Regions from separate parts of the Homo sapiens genome. Here region 2 is linked to region 1. Evidence: chromatin loops called from intact Hi-C (ENCODE). Cell type or tissue: heart left ventricle. All regions are shown on one strand. Each heading gives the region's core, and the rest is flanking DNA. Links, peaks and the distances in the headings are about the cores only.

Region 1 (8,344 bases), core at 325-8,324:
GGACAAGTGATTTTCTGAACAAATTTCTAACTGGAATTCATAACTCTAGGAAAAGTTAATAGTGAAGGGAATCACAGTCAGGTTTCTGTTAAGGGTCATTCATTCATTCCACAAATTGGACACTGGAGAATGAAGCAAATAAAGTGAAGTCCTTACCTTCAAGGTGCATTATCTCATAAGAAAGACATATGTAAGCAGTTATAATCCAGAGTGATGAGTTATGATTATCTTCCATATTGAGCATAAGATTAGTCTGAGGTTTGAGAAAACAATGTCACATTACAGATATATATACATATATATATATATATATATATTTTTTTTTTTAGACGGTGTCTCACTCAGTAGCCCAGGCTGGAGGGCAGTAGTGTGATCTTGGCTCACTGCAACCTCTGCCTCCTGGGTTCAAGCAGTTCTCCTGCCTCAGCTTCCAGCATAGCTGGACTACAGGCAAGTGCCATCATGCCCAGCTAAATTTTGTAGTTTTAATAGAGATGGCGTTTCACCATGTTGGACCAGGCTGGTCTTAAACTCCTGACCTCAAGTGATCCACTCGCCTTGGCCTCCCAAAGTGCTGGGATTACAGGCATGAGCCACTGCACGTGGCCTAAATGTATATAAAATTACCTAATAAAATAAACCTTCAATATTCCATTGAGTTTACCCAATCCTTGTGATTTATCCTAGATTACCAAGATACCTACTTAAACTATATAGCTTTTCACTAATTCAAAAGAACATGAGGTCTTCCATGGTCTGTCTGTTCTGTTGAAGCTTCTGGTAGGTCCTGCTCTTGTTTTTAGTTATTTGCTCACATGTAAAAACCTAATATACATAAGGCTTCTAAATAACCTAAAGCAAAAAATACTGTACACAAAATATTTTCCACTCTCTTTGATGAGGAGGGATGAGAAGAAACATTCGGCATATCTTCTCTGCAGAACAAATGAGTATGCCCATCTCCATTGGGCTCCCCTGAGCTCATGATCCACAGCCTGGAAAGGCCAGCTAGTATCATGTGAAATAAATAGGCATCTCTTCCGTATGTGCAGTCTGCCACCGGTATTCTCTTTATAAGTCTCAGGACCCAAACTAAATGAGAATATTACAATGACTTCATCCCGCCCATTACAGTATCTCCCCAGAGTGACTATTAGAGAATTACTATATTATGTCTGCCCTGGAGACATTTGAAGGTCCTGATATATTTCAGTGATTTTACTTAACCCAGTAATTAGTTTACACAGTTTTATGAAGATTTTACTGCTTTAAAGATGACAGTTTTTCTTCTGAAAATTAGTTCTGATACCCAGTCACTTCATTTCATGGTTTATGAGAGACTGGATATATTGGGTAAAAGATCTTCATTTAAGAATATGGAAAAACATCCCCTTTTACTAACTGAATATGGTTTGGTACATTCTCCCTTTTTTGTTAATTTTCCTTTTTTGGCCCATATACCATGTGGGATTGTTTACAAGGCCAAGGAAAATGTAGTTTTGCTTATTTTTTAATGCAGTCTAGATGTACAGCTGACTCTTATTAAGAATAATAGGAGTCTTGCATATAAAATGCGGGAAAGTGATTTAATAACTTCCAAGGCTTTGAAAATGTTACACACACATCTGTAACAAGTAACAAAAACACCCTGGCCCTGTTAATTCAGTGAATAAATTATTAGTTGTGCACCTTCTATGTTCTTCACACTGTCCTAGGCATTGAGGCACAGCAGGGAAAACAAAATAAATTCCCTTCGTTCTTGAAATGGGCATTCTAGAGGAGGGAAGAAAACAATGAACAAAAATAAATAAATACAAATAGAGGAAAGAATGATGAAGGGATCAAGGAAAGCTGGAGGAGAAAGGACAATTGGGAAGAGATCTGAACCAGGCGAGGGAATAGGCCGTGCAAAACGTGGAGAGGAATGTTCCAGAAAGAGGGACTAGCTTGTGTGAAGGCCTTGCAGTGAAAAACTGCTGAAGAGCTCCAGGCAATGCGGTCCTAGCATGGTGAATGAATACCTAAGAATGCCTTGCAACCTGGCTTCATTGATTTATTGATATTAATAAATGAGAGTACCAAGCGGCTGGTGCCGGGGAACTCCTGCATCATTTCAGCTACATATATGAGAGCGTGTAAAATTTCTCAGACACAGCAGTGAAAAAGACGTGGATAGAAAAAAATGGCCGGGCCCGGTGGCTCCCACTTTTAATCCCAGCACTTTGGCCAGCCAAGGCGGAAGGATCACTTGAACTCAGAAGTTCGAAACCATCCTGGGCAACATGGCAACCTGTCTCCACTAAAAATACAAAAATTAGCCAGGCATGGTGGGGCCTTCCTGCAGTCCCAGCTACTCAGGAAGCTGAAGTGAGAGGATCATCTGAACCCGGGAGGTGAAGGTTGCAGTGAGCCGAGATCCTGCCGCTGCACTCCAGCCCGGGTGACAGAGCAGGACCCTGTCTCAAAACAATAAATAAATACATACATACATAGCATACTTTTACATGGTTCCTTATGTACACAAGTGTAGCTACTTTACCTCATCTTTTTTTTTTTTTTTTGGTCCGGACTCTCCATCTTCTTCCATTGGCTATTCCTCCACCAAGACAAAAAAGCAGCAGAGCTGAAAGGATGTTGCTTTGGCTTGTTGACACCCACTTCCGACTCTGGGATTAAACTGAGTTTGCTTACTAAGAACCCCTCCTGACCACCAAGCAATGCAGTTCCAGGATCAGAGGTCATCCTCTTCCAATCTTTGACTTCCACCCGGAGTTGTAGATAACCCTTCAGGAAAACATGTGGTGAAAGTCATTTTGCTCTGTGAGCCAACAGAAAATTGGCCCTTGAGATGACTTTTAACGGGATTTTGTAAGCCATGAGCAGAAAAGCACGGGTTCCGACCAGGCATGGAATTCAGAGTTGTAATAGAAAACATTTATTTGGCTTCAGCTAAACATCCTAACACATGTTAGCATTTGCTGCCAATATGCTTCCTAATTAAGAACAACATAAAATCATAGGAAATCCTGCATCCTGTCTTCATGCACTTCTCATGTATCTTTAGTGCCCTGGCCTTCTTTCTCAAGCACATACACATTCACACACACAATACAGGTTGATTCAAAAGTCCTGTTTTGCCAACCATGAACTGTGGTGTCATTAACAAGATTAATGTACCTTCCAGAAGGTACCACCAAGCATTTTTTCTTCCTTCTTAAACAAATGCTGCTATTAAAAACTAATTTTTAAAAAGCTAATAAGGCATCCCCCAAATAAAAGACCAACAACATTTAATTTGTAAAGTATTATCTGTAACTGATGTGAAACTTCAAATAGTGTGTGTATATATATATATATATATATATATATATATATATATATACATATATCTTCTCTCTAGGCTTGCCTGGACTATTGGCTATGTTTCGATGAACAGATTCAACATGATAAAATATATGAACATGACCAATAGTCCTCTTTCAAGATGAAGGACAGACTAGGATCCGGTTTTCCTCTTAGTTCCTCCTTAAATCCATGCTCATTTCGTCTGAAAATATTTAAAGATATACCTGTGAGTGCTGAATCATCACCCCCTCATGACAAATAAATGAACATTACGTGATTACTGCACAGGTGAAAATGTATTTGATATTTCTAATTACGACTAGAATTGTATGAGTTAATCTTAGAATCCCCAGATTTATCAGTGATCCTACATAGCCAAACTAATTGCTTCTATTCCCCACCATCAGGCAGAAATCATTAAAAAAAAAAAAAAAGCAGAGGGAAACCAATCACTCAGGCACATTGTATGTTAAGTTTCTCCCACTAGTTCCACATGATTTTTTTTTTTCATGCACTGGAATAGACTCTGAAACAACACATAGAAATAAAACCTGGGTCTGAAAAGCTATCTTAAAACATTTTCCTTAAGACTTTTTAATGATTTTCAGAATCATTAATTTTTTTCAAATGAAACGCACATGCTCTTGTTGCTTCTTTCCTGAGCATAGCTTTTCATTCCTCCTCATCTTTTTCCCCCTTCCAAATCTATTTATTGCTTGTTGTTCTTGGCTCTTTCTCACTTTCCATTTTTCATGATTAGTTCTTTATGATCGTGTGTTTCCTTTTCTTCTCCCCGCCGTGGCTGCCAGCCCAGTTGTTCTCTCCGGGCCCTCGAGTTTCCCTTCACTAATGAAACAAGAGCTGCCTCCCGCCCTGGCTTTTGCCATCCAGCTGTTTCCTTTTTAAGATATAAACTCATCTTTATTCAGTGAAGTTCCTGGGCAAACCTGATTCCTTTTGCAGAAGAGTTGATAATAACCTGAGCGATTAAAAAGGTTTTAAGAGGAACGTATATCTGGAAAACTTGGGAGCGGGTGGAAGGAGGGTAAATAGAAAATGAAATTCATTTTTGAAAGATTCTGAGGAAAAAAGAACAACAACAACAACAAGCATTTTCCTTAATGTTTTAATCCTCCTCGGCAGCTCATGGTGGCAGCCTGGCCTTGAGCATTCTCCTGGAAGTCCATCCACTCCTTCCCAGCAACTTTCACCTCCTACCTTGCCTGCTTAACATTTCTTGGCCTCTGTGAAAGTAGCCTAGCTAACACTGCAAACCTGGATTGTATATGATTAGGTGGTGAAAAGGTGCCAACCTGAAGTGTAGCCTGCCAAGTCAAGTCAATTTACTGTGATGCTTTGACTGTGCAAGCAGGTCTTAATCCCTCTTTAATCTCCCATGTGCCCTTGACATCATGGAAATTACTGGCAAAGCTAATGGCATCAGATGAACCCTGGTAACTCTTTCAGAAAAGGTTCCCTGAACAAAATAACCTGTTTACTTCCTAAGTTTTCAAATCCCCCAAATATATCAAGAAAAAACGAATTAGCCCACAGCTATCATCTTACCAAAACAGAGGGGCTAATTCTTTCTCAGTATTATAACTGATAAGACCTCATGTGACTTGGAATTTATATTCTACCCAAGCATCGGTTGAGTGTGTTATAGTTAAGACTTGATTGATTAGATAAAGGGGTTTCCTAGTAGCTCTAGCTGCTCTGACTTTTAGGGAAACTTTTTCCTTTAAATCTGAGAATCCCTTCCTTTTCTGAAAACACTTGTTCTGATATAAAATTTCCAATGGAATCATTTTTCACCAGAAAACTAAAGAAACAAAAGCAAAAAGAAAACAAACAGAAAGGAAACAGAAGAAAAAGGAATTTAAAAAGTATTTATCGGATATAATCTCACCTGAAAACAATTATCAAGCAAGATAAAAATCAGCATCTACATTGGACAGAAATGGGATTATAACAACAGTAGTTCTTCACCATTTACAAAACACTTTCCCACATATATATATAGAGAAAAAGAATACATCTCTCTGTGATATATATCTCACATATATATTATATAAAAAATAGAAATATATAGAATAGAAATATATATAGAAAATAGAAAATATATAGAAAGAAGACAGATAGATGATAGATAGATAGATAGATAGATAGATAGATAGATAGATAGATAGATAGATGGGAGATAGAAAGTTAGAGTTCTTTGATGACAAGCCTCAAATGTCCCAAAATAAAGATTTTCTTAGAACTCGCATGAATCAGAATGTGTATCCTGGATACTTGCAGCGTGAGGGTTCTCTTCTATGGGAACCTCTCAGAAGATTCTCCTGTCTTAGAAGGAAAAGAGCCTGAGAGGACAGGTCTGATCTTGACTACCACATTTTATTCTCTAATCAACTCCGGTAAAAATAATTCCAGAATCTCCTCAATAAAGAAGAGTGACACCCATTTCCTGTCCTTTTGCATGGTTTCACACCTAGTGTCTATGAGCCCAGGAAGAATCCCTTGAGTCCTACCAGGAAAGGAAGGCAGGAAGATCTTGGATCCTGAAAAATGAAACTTGCTTGATTTTGATATGAATACCTGCCCCACCATGCATGCCAACTGATATCATAGCTCAGAATTCTTCCTGACCCCTGGTTTCCGTTGCCTGGCTGACCTTTCAACATCCCCTGTGCCTGCTGTTTCCCTCCCTAGCTCTGACTCACAACACATCTCATTGCAACCATTGGACTCTGAGACATTGTCCCCAAGGTAGATCCCAACCTCTGGATTCTGTTTGTCCCTCTGCCCTCCAGAGAAATATTGGTCTGAGGTTCCCTTTGGCCTTACCTGCCCACAGTTCCTCCCAGTCTTGTCATCAGGCCAGGAGCAGGGCAAGATATGAGTCCCAGGGACTGTGTGCTCACAGCAGCTGTGCCCAGAGATTAAGCTATGAGAAGCCAGGCGGTCTGGGAAAAGTGAACTGCTAACCTCTCTAGTTGCACTCCAAACTTTGACCTCTGTAAATCCAACCAAGAAAAGTTGGTGAGAGCTCTAAAACTTGGTTCCAGCAACTCCTCCTTGGAATTTATCAAGGGAAAAAGAATTTAACTAAAAGGTACTTCTCAGTCGTCTCTGTGTCATCAATGACAATATTTAATTTTCTGTTTTTAGGTTGAGAATAATCTTTAAATACACTAATGTGTAATTTAAGATTGATCTTCCCAAAGTTAAAAAAATGCCACTCCTCATTGTTGCCAGGTCATTCTTCTTTATTAGCAACAAGAAAAAAATAGAGACGGGCTTGATACATGAATACAGATGGATTTAGCATGAAGCTAATGAAGCTTGAGCTTCGACTCCTATGCAGATTCCTTCCAATGCCTTGGGAGGGACCGTAGCAATTTTGTTTCACTTTTATTATATATATATATATATTTTTTTAAAAGCCCTAAAAATTGTATACTCTTCATGCCCCACAAAACCTGGACCCCGCCCCCAAGTAAGTAAATTACGGATTTCTGCCAAGTGAAGGTTAAATGATGTTCCAGTATTCTGTGTGGACCAAAGTTTTGCAGTAGTTTAAATACAGAAAAGTGTTAAGGAATTGTCTTATACATTACAAGGAAATATAGGCATACTAAAATCAAAACATCATCAGCATACCAGTTGGAACAAAATTAATGCTGTGAGTAGCAATTAAACGTTAGCAAACCATTGTCCATCACATTAAGTCAGTGTTGTTAATTTGAAGGCTGAGTTTGTCATTTTCTTTGAATTCAATTTGTAAATTTGTTTTGGATTTGCAATTGTATAAGAGCCATAAATTTCAGGAATATATGCCTACTTTCAAGTTTGTATATGCTCTAGGAATATTAGACTATGAAGTCATTTAAATTCAGGGAAAGGAAAATAAGGAAAGAAGGAAGGAAGGAGGGAGGGAGGGAGGGAAGAAGGGAAGGAAGGAAGGAAGAAGGGAGGGAGGAAGGGAAGGAGGGAAGGAGGAAGAAGGAAAGAAAGAAGAGAATTCAATCAAGAACCCCCCCATGACGACAACGTTGTAGCCCAAGGATCCAAGATTTCTAATCCGCCTCTAGTTCTAACTTTCCAAATCTAGCCTAATCTGTCTTCAATGCTACAAAATGAGACCCTTCCTAAGCAGGAGCATTTATTTATTCAACAAATATTTCTGACCCAATTGTGTGTGCAGAGCACTATGCTTGAGTCTGTGAAAATTGGTTTATTATTTTCTTTAGCTGCCAAGAAGGATGAGAGTGAGAACACACATTCTTAAGGCAAAAACACACATATCTAAATAAAAATAATCTCATTTATGTAATCATTACAAATGTTTATAGCATTTCAGATAATATGTGAAGGCTGGTAAGGTGCTCAAGATTATGTTTTTCTTTAAGATTAAAATAACTTTGGGATTTTTTGCCACATTAGTGCCAGAAAATGTTTCATCCTCCATATTCCAATTGGCATGCTCTTGAACCAACTCCCTCCGCAGTTTAACTTCAGAGCTACTCCGGGGAAACTAACTAATTTTTAATATTGGGCTAAGCAAAACATAATTAGGAAGGCAAATTTCTGGGGGGGAATGTCATACGGGATATTCCCAAGCCAATGTACATGATTTTGCAACAAGCATTGTTTGAGTTTTCCACTGCATCTCTCGCCTTTACAGGTAATCACGAGTTGCTTGTAATTAAATAATCTCAGGTAACTGATGGCAAGACCATCCCCCTGAGATTGCTTCCTAGGTCTTGTAATAAGCCTAGATTTTTATATCCACCACAATTTTTGCTGCTCTGCTTCAAACACGAGCAGATATAAGAACTTCTCTCTTTTTGATCTGGGAGGAAGAAATATTCTGATTTATATCTCCAACTACCTCTGGACTCAACAGCTGAATTTTGCTTTCTTGACCACTTTATCCTATCTCTAAATGAATGGGCCCAGAAATGAAAGGGCACTGGGCTATTATTGATTCAAAGAA
Region 2 (8,344 bases), core at 174-8,173, 65 kb before region 1:
ATATTACTGATTAGTCCCCTTGAGTAAAACCTATCATTTTCAACAATGAGCCCATGTTTTAGAGAAGCTTTTCCATCTTCATCATCTGTGGTGATCCTAAAGTAGTAGGAGAAACAAGAAAGGGAATTCTGGAAGGACTTTCAACCACCTCTATTTGAGAGAGCAGGGAAGAAGGAAGCAAATGCCATCGTCCTTAAAGGAATGCTATTTGGGGGAATAACAAAAATGAATAAACTTTTGAGAGGAAAATTCAATATGCTGTTTCATTATATAGAAAAAGTTTGGGTTGACTAGATGAATTTAAATAATCATATTTTCCCTTTTTTTTGAGACAGGGTCTTGCTCTGTTGCCCAGGCTGAGGTGCGGTGGTGTGATCTCGACTCACTGCAACCTCTGCCTCTGGGGCTCAAGCAATCCTCCCACCTCAGCCTCCCGAGTAGCTGGGACTCAGGCACACCCCACCACACTCGGCTAATATTTGTGTATTTTGCGGAGATGGAGTTTCACCATGTTTCCCCAGCTGGTCTCCAACTCCTGGGCTCAAGTGATCCACCCGCCTTGGCCTCCCAAAGTGCTGGGATTACTGGTGTGAGCCACTGCATCTGGCCAATAATCATATTTTTTCTTTCTCTTCTGTTAAAAAGCTCAAAGACAATAATAAAAAGAAGCTCTTGAGTACCCAAAGAAAAAAAAGTTTGCTATGCCGTGGCATATTAATAACTCAGTGGCAAGTAAATTGAGCTGTTATAACTGGAATGTTATTAAACAGAATATTTAATATTCATAAGTATAAAATAAAATATATTGTTACATATAAAAGATATTGTTTTATACATAAGGATATAACAATGATGGAATTTGCTCTGCAAGTATACATCTAGTCATACTATATAAACTCAGTGATTCTAAGTCCCACCAGACTTTTTTCTCTAAATCTACCAAATATTATGCGTTCTAATGTGCAAAGAAAGTTATAAAGAACAGCTTCCAACTTAACCGCAGAGCCTTTGACCTCGGTACCTCAATATGAAGATTCAGGGTCTTCATTAATTGTAATTATTTAGAACCAAATGTGTTTCTATATTTTAAGTCTTTGTGTAAATACACTTCTTATATTCTAAACAGAAAAAGTTACTATCCCACATACCATTCCTGTTATTTCTTCATTACTTCACAGATTAGAACTTTAAATAAACATGATGCTTAAAATTCTTAGTAAAGACAAATTGACTTCTTGAGTTATTAGAAAAAGTGACATATTTTGTGATTAAATGTGTGTTTGTAGTTCTGAGACACTGCAAAAAATTAACGTTTCTTTTTGATAGTAGCTTTTATTTTTCTTACAGTGACCAAACCATGTTCCATCCTCCCTCACTTACTTGCAGATAAGGCAGAATGACTTGAGGCATTAAAGATGTGATTATATCCTATATATTGAGTTGGTTCCCAACTCTTCTTGTCTCTGTGTGAGGTCTAAGATACTCAGGTCCATGGTATAAGAAAATGTGATTGATTTCCAAAGAAAATGGTTGGACCAAAAAGAGATGCATTTTTGAGATGCTATTTTGTTGAGCCATTTTTAGAAATAGGCAAACATTCAGAAAATTACTATAAGCACATTATGGTTTTTTGCAGAATAAATTTGATCTAAACCTTTTGACATTTTGTGCTGTAATGTTTAACATTATTGAGTGAAAGCTAATGGAAACTTTCTAACAAGTCCAAGTATTGCCATTTCTCACAATAAGAGCACATTCTCTGTCAAAATTTTTAAAGATTTTTAAATTTTTTCTACTAGATTTGGATTAAATACTAAAAGCAAACATTTTGCTTACAGGCACTCATGGTAATTTTTGGCATCATGTCAACCAAACAAACCCCAATATAAGACAATTTTTCATATTCGATGTGGACTTTAAGAGTTCCTTTGCAGATGTTATTTCAAATGTGATTATCTCACCTCCTTTTTTTATTGTTACAAAATAAAGACTTTTTTTCCTGTAGGTTGCCTGTCACTTTTGAAATGGAAAACATGATGAATTATGGCACATTTGCCTTGCTATGCTTTATCAAGCTCATTAGAGATGATGCATGATCTGAACTTTACGGAAGGAAAAAAAAATACATGGACACCCTCTTTCTTATCTTCTCTGTTTACCTCTAAAATCGTTCTGGTTTACTTGTTGCAGAAACTGACCACCTATTAAGGAAAAAAATGGTCTTGTCTGTAAAACACATGGCTTTCCTGTAGAACAGCCCTAAACTTGAGCTGTAAATTCTCAAAGAGTGATATCACCTCCAAACATTTAGCTCAGAATGCTTCATTTTATTTTTCCATTGTCATGCTGTGCAAACAAACAACTTTATGTGTATGTTTAGATATAATGGGAAAGGTTGTTTTTAATTCAATTTTCCAATGAGATAGCCCTATAATGGATGTTTTCAGAAAGAAAACTACAGTCTTACAAAACCAACTTTCATCTATGAATTTAAACAAATTTTATTCTGCTTCAGAATCATAATGGTTTACTGAATATTCCTTTTTAAAGAAAATGTAAAGACTGAGTTTTAAACTGACTTATGCCAAATAAGTCTTAAACAAGTCTTTAAAATCCAAAATTTATTACAGAGATAAAAACCCTATCTTCTTACCTCTCTCTAGAGTACTTTGAAAAATTTGATTTGCACTAAAACCTAAACAGATTCACCATGATGAAGGTCATCAGATAAAAAATGTTTCTCCAAGTTTAATTCAATACTTATCAGCTAGAACAATTCCTTCCTAATCCTTCAGATGTTAAGTGCTATCAAGAAGTAAAATGCAAATGAATATTATTTTAAAATGTTAATACAGAGTTGGAGAAGGCATTTGTCCTCGAAATAAGAAACACGACGACTGAAATAGCAAATATACATATTACCTGAATTTCTTTTTTGTTAATAAATGTTTCATTTCTGGCACTTATGATTGATGAGTTTCCTTGGAAATAGAACACTGAGGCACTTCCGTTAAAAAGACATCAAATTCCAAAACCATGGGGAATTGTGCTACAATTCCTTAACCTCTTGCCTGAGAGAGTCTTCCTGCTGGCCCACGGGTTAATCTCTACTTGTAAAAGTGTTTACAAAAATGGCATATATGTGTTTGCTTCTGTGATTGATCAGTTCAAACACATGAAATTAATATTTTACATGTAAGTGGTGTTTGCCGTTTTACACTGGGTATCACTGGCATCATCTTATTCTCTTCCTTCATTCACCTACGAAATGTTCCATGTCTGGTAGTCTACTGGGTTCTGGAGGGCTGTGTCAACAAGTCAGAGCTCAGCCCTTCCCTGATGGGGATGAGAGTCTGAAGAAAAGATCAGTCTTAATCTAATACCATCTAATCAGATAAAGAATTAAGTTGCTCACGACTGAGATGAGTCTGGTGAAGGAGGCATTCAGGGGCTCTTCAAACATATGTCAGACAAGACCAAACCTAGTGCAGAATGGTAGGGGTGTGGACCCAGCACGACAGAGGATTGGAACCTAGCTCCGGATGTCAGGTGTCAGAAGGCCTCTCTCAGAAAGGTATGCTAAGGTGAATTCAAGGTTTTAAAAGAAAGCCAGTGGGGGCTAAAAAGAAGTCATTACCAAGAGGAGTTATTAAGGAGGAGGCTAGTGAGAGAAACAGGGCCAGATCATGTGCTGCCCTGAAGTCATCGTAAGGATATGTTTGTTTGTTCAAAGACTCACAGAAAGCCACAAAAAAGATTCAGGGAAAGCTTCAACAAAGGAGAGTGACACAACCTGACTTGCCTTTTTTTTTTTGAGACGGAGTTTCACTCTTGTTGCCCAGGCTGGAGCGCATTGGCACGATCTCGGCTCACTGCAACCTCGACCTCCTGGGTTCAAGCAATTCTCCTGCCTCAGCCTCCCGAGTAGCTGGGATTACAGGCATGCGCCACCAAGCCCGGCTAATTTTTTTGTATTTTTAGTAGAGACGGGGTTTCTCCATGTTGGTCAGGCTGGTCTCAAACTCCCGATCTCAGGTGATCCACTCTCCTCGGCCACCCAATGTGCTGGGATTACAGGCGTGAGCCACCGGCCTGGCCTGACTTGCATTTTTTATAGATGATTAACAAAGAAACTCTATGAGGTAGACAAATCAAGTGCAATAAAGCCCATTAAACAACTGTAGAAACTAAGATGCCAAGATTCAGTTCCTTGCCAAAGGAGAGACGTGCAGGAGAGTGGTTGATACATCCACATGCCCATATGCTTGGGGTGCATTCATATGTGTGTGCAGAATTCTATTCTATTTCTATCATGGGTCTCTGTCCGCCACAGCACGCATTCAAAATCAATGCCACACTTTGCATTTCATTCTAATTCCAAGCTGAAAGATGTTAGTTAGGTAGGTTGTGAACCAAAAAACTTAAGAAAATAGTAATTTAACAATGTTTTTCTCTTCAATGTGTGTCTATTGGTTGTCTAAGGAATTCTCTGGATAAGTTATGTTTGCATACTTTAATAAGCATTTTGGCTCAAGGACTAGAATAACATTTAAATAGTAGCAACACTATCCATTCTAAAAAGCAGGCTAAATAGACTATTAGAACCACATTATACTCCCCACATAAAATAACTTATTATATACCAAACCTTAACTACAAGTACCTATTCTAGCATTGAAGTAGTATAAACAGGAGATCTGAGAAAAATACGGCTTATGATAGTCTGCTCAGTTATGACAAGTGAGCAAACACCACTTGAAGGAAGAAAGTCAGCCATGGTTTATAGGAAAATAGAAGAAGGCTTCTCTCTGCTGCTCTCGCTTTGGTTCTTCCCATTCTCTGACCCATATGCTGGGTAAGAGGCTAGATCTACTCATTGTTTCCCCAGGACTTGGTGTACAAAGTGTTTCTCCACCTCTAGAAACAAGAAGGAAACATTTGGGCCTGGCATTTGTTCTTGCAGAGAAGGAAGAATGAAGAAGTTACAGCAGGAACATCTCATTTTTGCGAGGTGGAATGAGTGAGATCAACAGAGCATGATGATGCTTGGAGTGGTTCTAGAACAGCTGTCAATGTCTACCTTGTATTACAAACTTCATCAAAAGTGCTTTGGCAAAATTAATTGGCTAAAGATTCAGCAGTATACGGAAGCCAGAACATCTACAGCTACGTTTGCAGGACGACTGGTTTGAGTATACCACACTGAAGCTGGATTACTCCAGGAAGTGTGTTAAGCACGGCACAGAGTAAAAGAGAAAGGTCCACCACCAGGTTGGCCCTGTGGGCTTCCTGGGTTTTAAGGTGGCATTGTTTAGTAGGCAGTTGGATAAAAGAACTCAAAGCTCAAGGGAAAAGACGCTAGACAAATAAACAGATTTCAAAGCAGCAAAAGGGTATAAGAGGAGGAGACCCGAGCGCCAAAGGCCAGGCCTCGGAAATAGTAACTCCTCTCACACTGATTGCCTCCTTCTCTGTTTTGCTTTTGCATCAAACTGTGCATCATCTCATCTGATTCTAACTCCTCCTTACACAACCCTTATCTTGCCCGTTAAACTATTAGATCCTTGAGGTCAGGAGAGTATAACATAATGTTCTGATATCCTATTGTTCACCCAAAATAGAAGCCAGGAATTGAGGGAACTATCTAAATTCTACCACCAAATCTCAACCCAATCGAACACTACTAATTTAAACATTTCATTACACACAGAGATTAATCTGTTTTGGTTTCTTGGCTGAACTGCCCAAATCATTGTTTACTTCTTAAAGTGGGTGGGGTCAGTCATTCTTCGTGGAGTTGGGTAGGGCAATGAGAGAGTAGAGGCGACATTGAGAATTTCACTCGGGTGCTTCAGAATTCAGGTTCCCAAATACAAGGAACCAGTTGGGTGAAACTGTATTTTCCAAGACACAATGAATCATACACATGTGAAAAAACCCTTTGGAAGGGAGGACCCCCACATGCGCGTCTTTCCTCCATCACCTTGTAGAACGTACACAACCTTCTGCGTTTGATGCCAAAATGCACTTTTAGTCATGCTTACAGTTCCAAAAAAAAAAATTGTATTTACTGGGCCAGTTTCAAGTTCTGGTTATATGTGTTCCTTTAATCATTCTCTTTCTGTTAAAATCTAAGGAATTGTCTTAATATGTATGTCCAAGATGAGATCAAAATCTTTGCAAAGCTAACGAAGTTTACTTTAAGGCAGAACAAGAGAAATTGATGAGAATGTCTAACATGTGACGTTTAAGATAGTTGATAATTTGGAGGGACTTAGAAGACTTTACAGGTATATGATTAAAGAATACATTTCATTTAACCATAGTCAATTGCATTTCATAGACATTGTAGTTTACTTGATAATGCAACCTAATTTTTTAAGATATTATTCTTCAATTCACTTGAAAAAATTTTGCATCTGATATAAATATATAGATTTCTCTGATTAAATCAAATATGATGAGACAGTTAAATTCTGTGCCAAAAATATCATAGGGTATTATACCTTTGCTATTTAGAAAAAAATAAATGTTTCCAATTTGAAAAAAGAACTTGCTGTAAATTCTTGAAATTTGAAAGTGGCTTTCACGTCTGGACTCTCAGTGGGGCACTTGGTGTGCTTCCCTGAATTCTGCCTACGTTGGTGAATTGGTACAACCATTCCTTTAACAAATCTGCTTTGAAACACAGAAGAAGCCTGCTGTTTAAAACCTGGTGAAAGGTGATTGCAAGCCTTAAAATAAAAAAGCCTAGTTTCATTTTTTTTTTTTAAGACAAGACCCTTCTCAGTTTGACTGAAATACAGTAAGCAGGACAGAGAGACTATCTCTTGTAATTGTCAGCAGATTGGCAATCTGACATAGAATTCTGGCAAACCTGTACTTAATTGCTAAAATATGACTTCCTAGCAGCTACAAGTATGTTCTGGCAATGTCAAGTTATCCCCAACCACATGACTTGACTTCTGCTTTAGAATTAAAATTGAAGATTTATCCCAGGTTGAAGCTGCTCCTTGCACATTCTGCAAGAACTCTATAGACTGTAGACAGGAAAACGGGATATCGTTAAAGTATTGCAGTGCCCCAGGGGTCAATGTCAGATACAATCTAATTTAACATCTTTATTAAGGATCTCAAAGAGAGAGTAAGCCACATATTAATGAAATGTGCAAATGATATTAAACTGGGAGCTGGTGTAACCACCAGTAAGGACAAAGAAATAATAGAAACGCACCAAAAGAGGTTAAAACTATGAGCAGAAAATTATTATATGAAAATCACCTTCTTGGGATTGATGGTTTTGGAGATGAGCGCTGGGAGTCAGAAATCTCAAAGTTTGGGGGCTGCATCCAATTGGGAACCAAAAGGAAAGAAAAGAGGGCAACCCTTAGCCAGCATCTAATTTAGACACCAACGCAAACACTTTACATTACATTATGTAAGTTTATACAATCTTTAAAATCAGAAAGATCATCAACTGTAAAAATTTAGGCACAGGACAACTCAAATGTAGTAGCTTAACTAGCCACAACACAGATAGCTATTAAAAATGACTAGTACTGAACAATATTGACATGCAGAATATATGAACTAGCATGCAGTAAAACAAAAGGCAGAGCATAAGGTGTGTGCATGCTGATACCACTTCAAATACATGGATGCTCATTAGACAAGATCCAGAGGGATCCACCCAGAAGCCAAAGTTTTCAAATATACATTAATTTGGAAAAAGAGAAAAATGTGTCTTTAAAAAAAATAAAAAGAAAAAACAGTGAAGCTCTGATTCCTTAGCTTTTTCTATTTCCCCATGTCTCCCTATTCCTCACACCCCCCAGAAAAGTTGAAACAACGCTAAAATGACTCTTCCAAACCTATAACTAAAATAAAATGCCCTTAAGGCAACATCTGACAACCTTCTGGGATTCAGGTAGGAGTCCCCTGACTGCCTATAACTTCTTGAAACCATTCCATCTTCTTTTACCTCCTCCACTTCTACTCCTATGCCAATACCCTTGGCCATCCCTTAGATACTCAGGCATATTGACCAGAAACTTTAAACAAGAAAACGCCTTGCATTTTAGAGCTCCTGCCTTTTACCCTGTGAGTTCTTCAAAGGACTGGTCTTCGTTGAACTACACACTATGACATACACAAAGCACGGGGCTAGAATGGCAGACCTGGTGTGCAAGCATAGCATCCCTGGAATCTTTGATTTCACCCCTCTATATTTAGTGCCTACTTAATAAAAAGTGGCTTTCACTTGTTTTCTAATTCCTGCCATGACCCCTTACCTCCTTTCAGGATCCAGGAAAATAAGTAAAGAATGAAAATTCCCTAAAGTCTC

Evidence for each region. A loop is a pair of places that touch in the nucleus more often than their neighbours do. Peaks named below come from ENCODE experiments on the same cell type or tissue, not always from the same donor. Only the 100,000 strongest peaks of a DNase experiment are listed, where the experiment ranks them.
Region 2: it touches region 1 in a loop (4-fold over the local background); 2 of 110 quality-filtered maps call a loop at or near these places.

What each region holds. Positions count from the first base shown.
Region 1 is chr15:96,156,330-96,164,673 of GRCh38, forward strand. The region is part of intron 3 of NR2F2-AS1 (NR2F2 antisense RNA 1); the gene reads right to left. All of the region lies in intron 1 of LOC112268156 (a long non-coding RNA gene), which reads left to right. Among named protein-coding and RNA genes, the nearest start is that of NR2F2-AS1, 170 kb to the right of the region's middle. In heart left ventricle, for the core only: no CTCF peak of the experiment used is centred there; a DNase peak (open chromatin) is centred at 4,172; H3K27ac peaks cover 594 bases.
Region 2 is chr15:96,090,984-96,099,327 of GRCh38, forward strand. All of the region lies in intron 1 of LOC112268156 (a long non-coding RNA gene), which reads left to right. The region is part of intron 6 of LOC105369212 (a long non-coding RNA gene); the gene reads right to left. Among named protein-coding and RNA genes, the nearest start is that of NR2F2-AS1, 230 kb to the right of the region's middle. In heart left ventricle, for the core only: no CTCF peak of the experiment used is centred there; no DNase peak of the experiment used is centred there.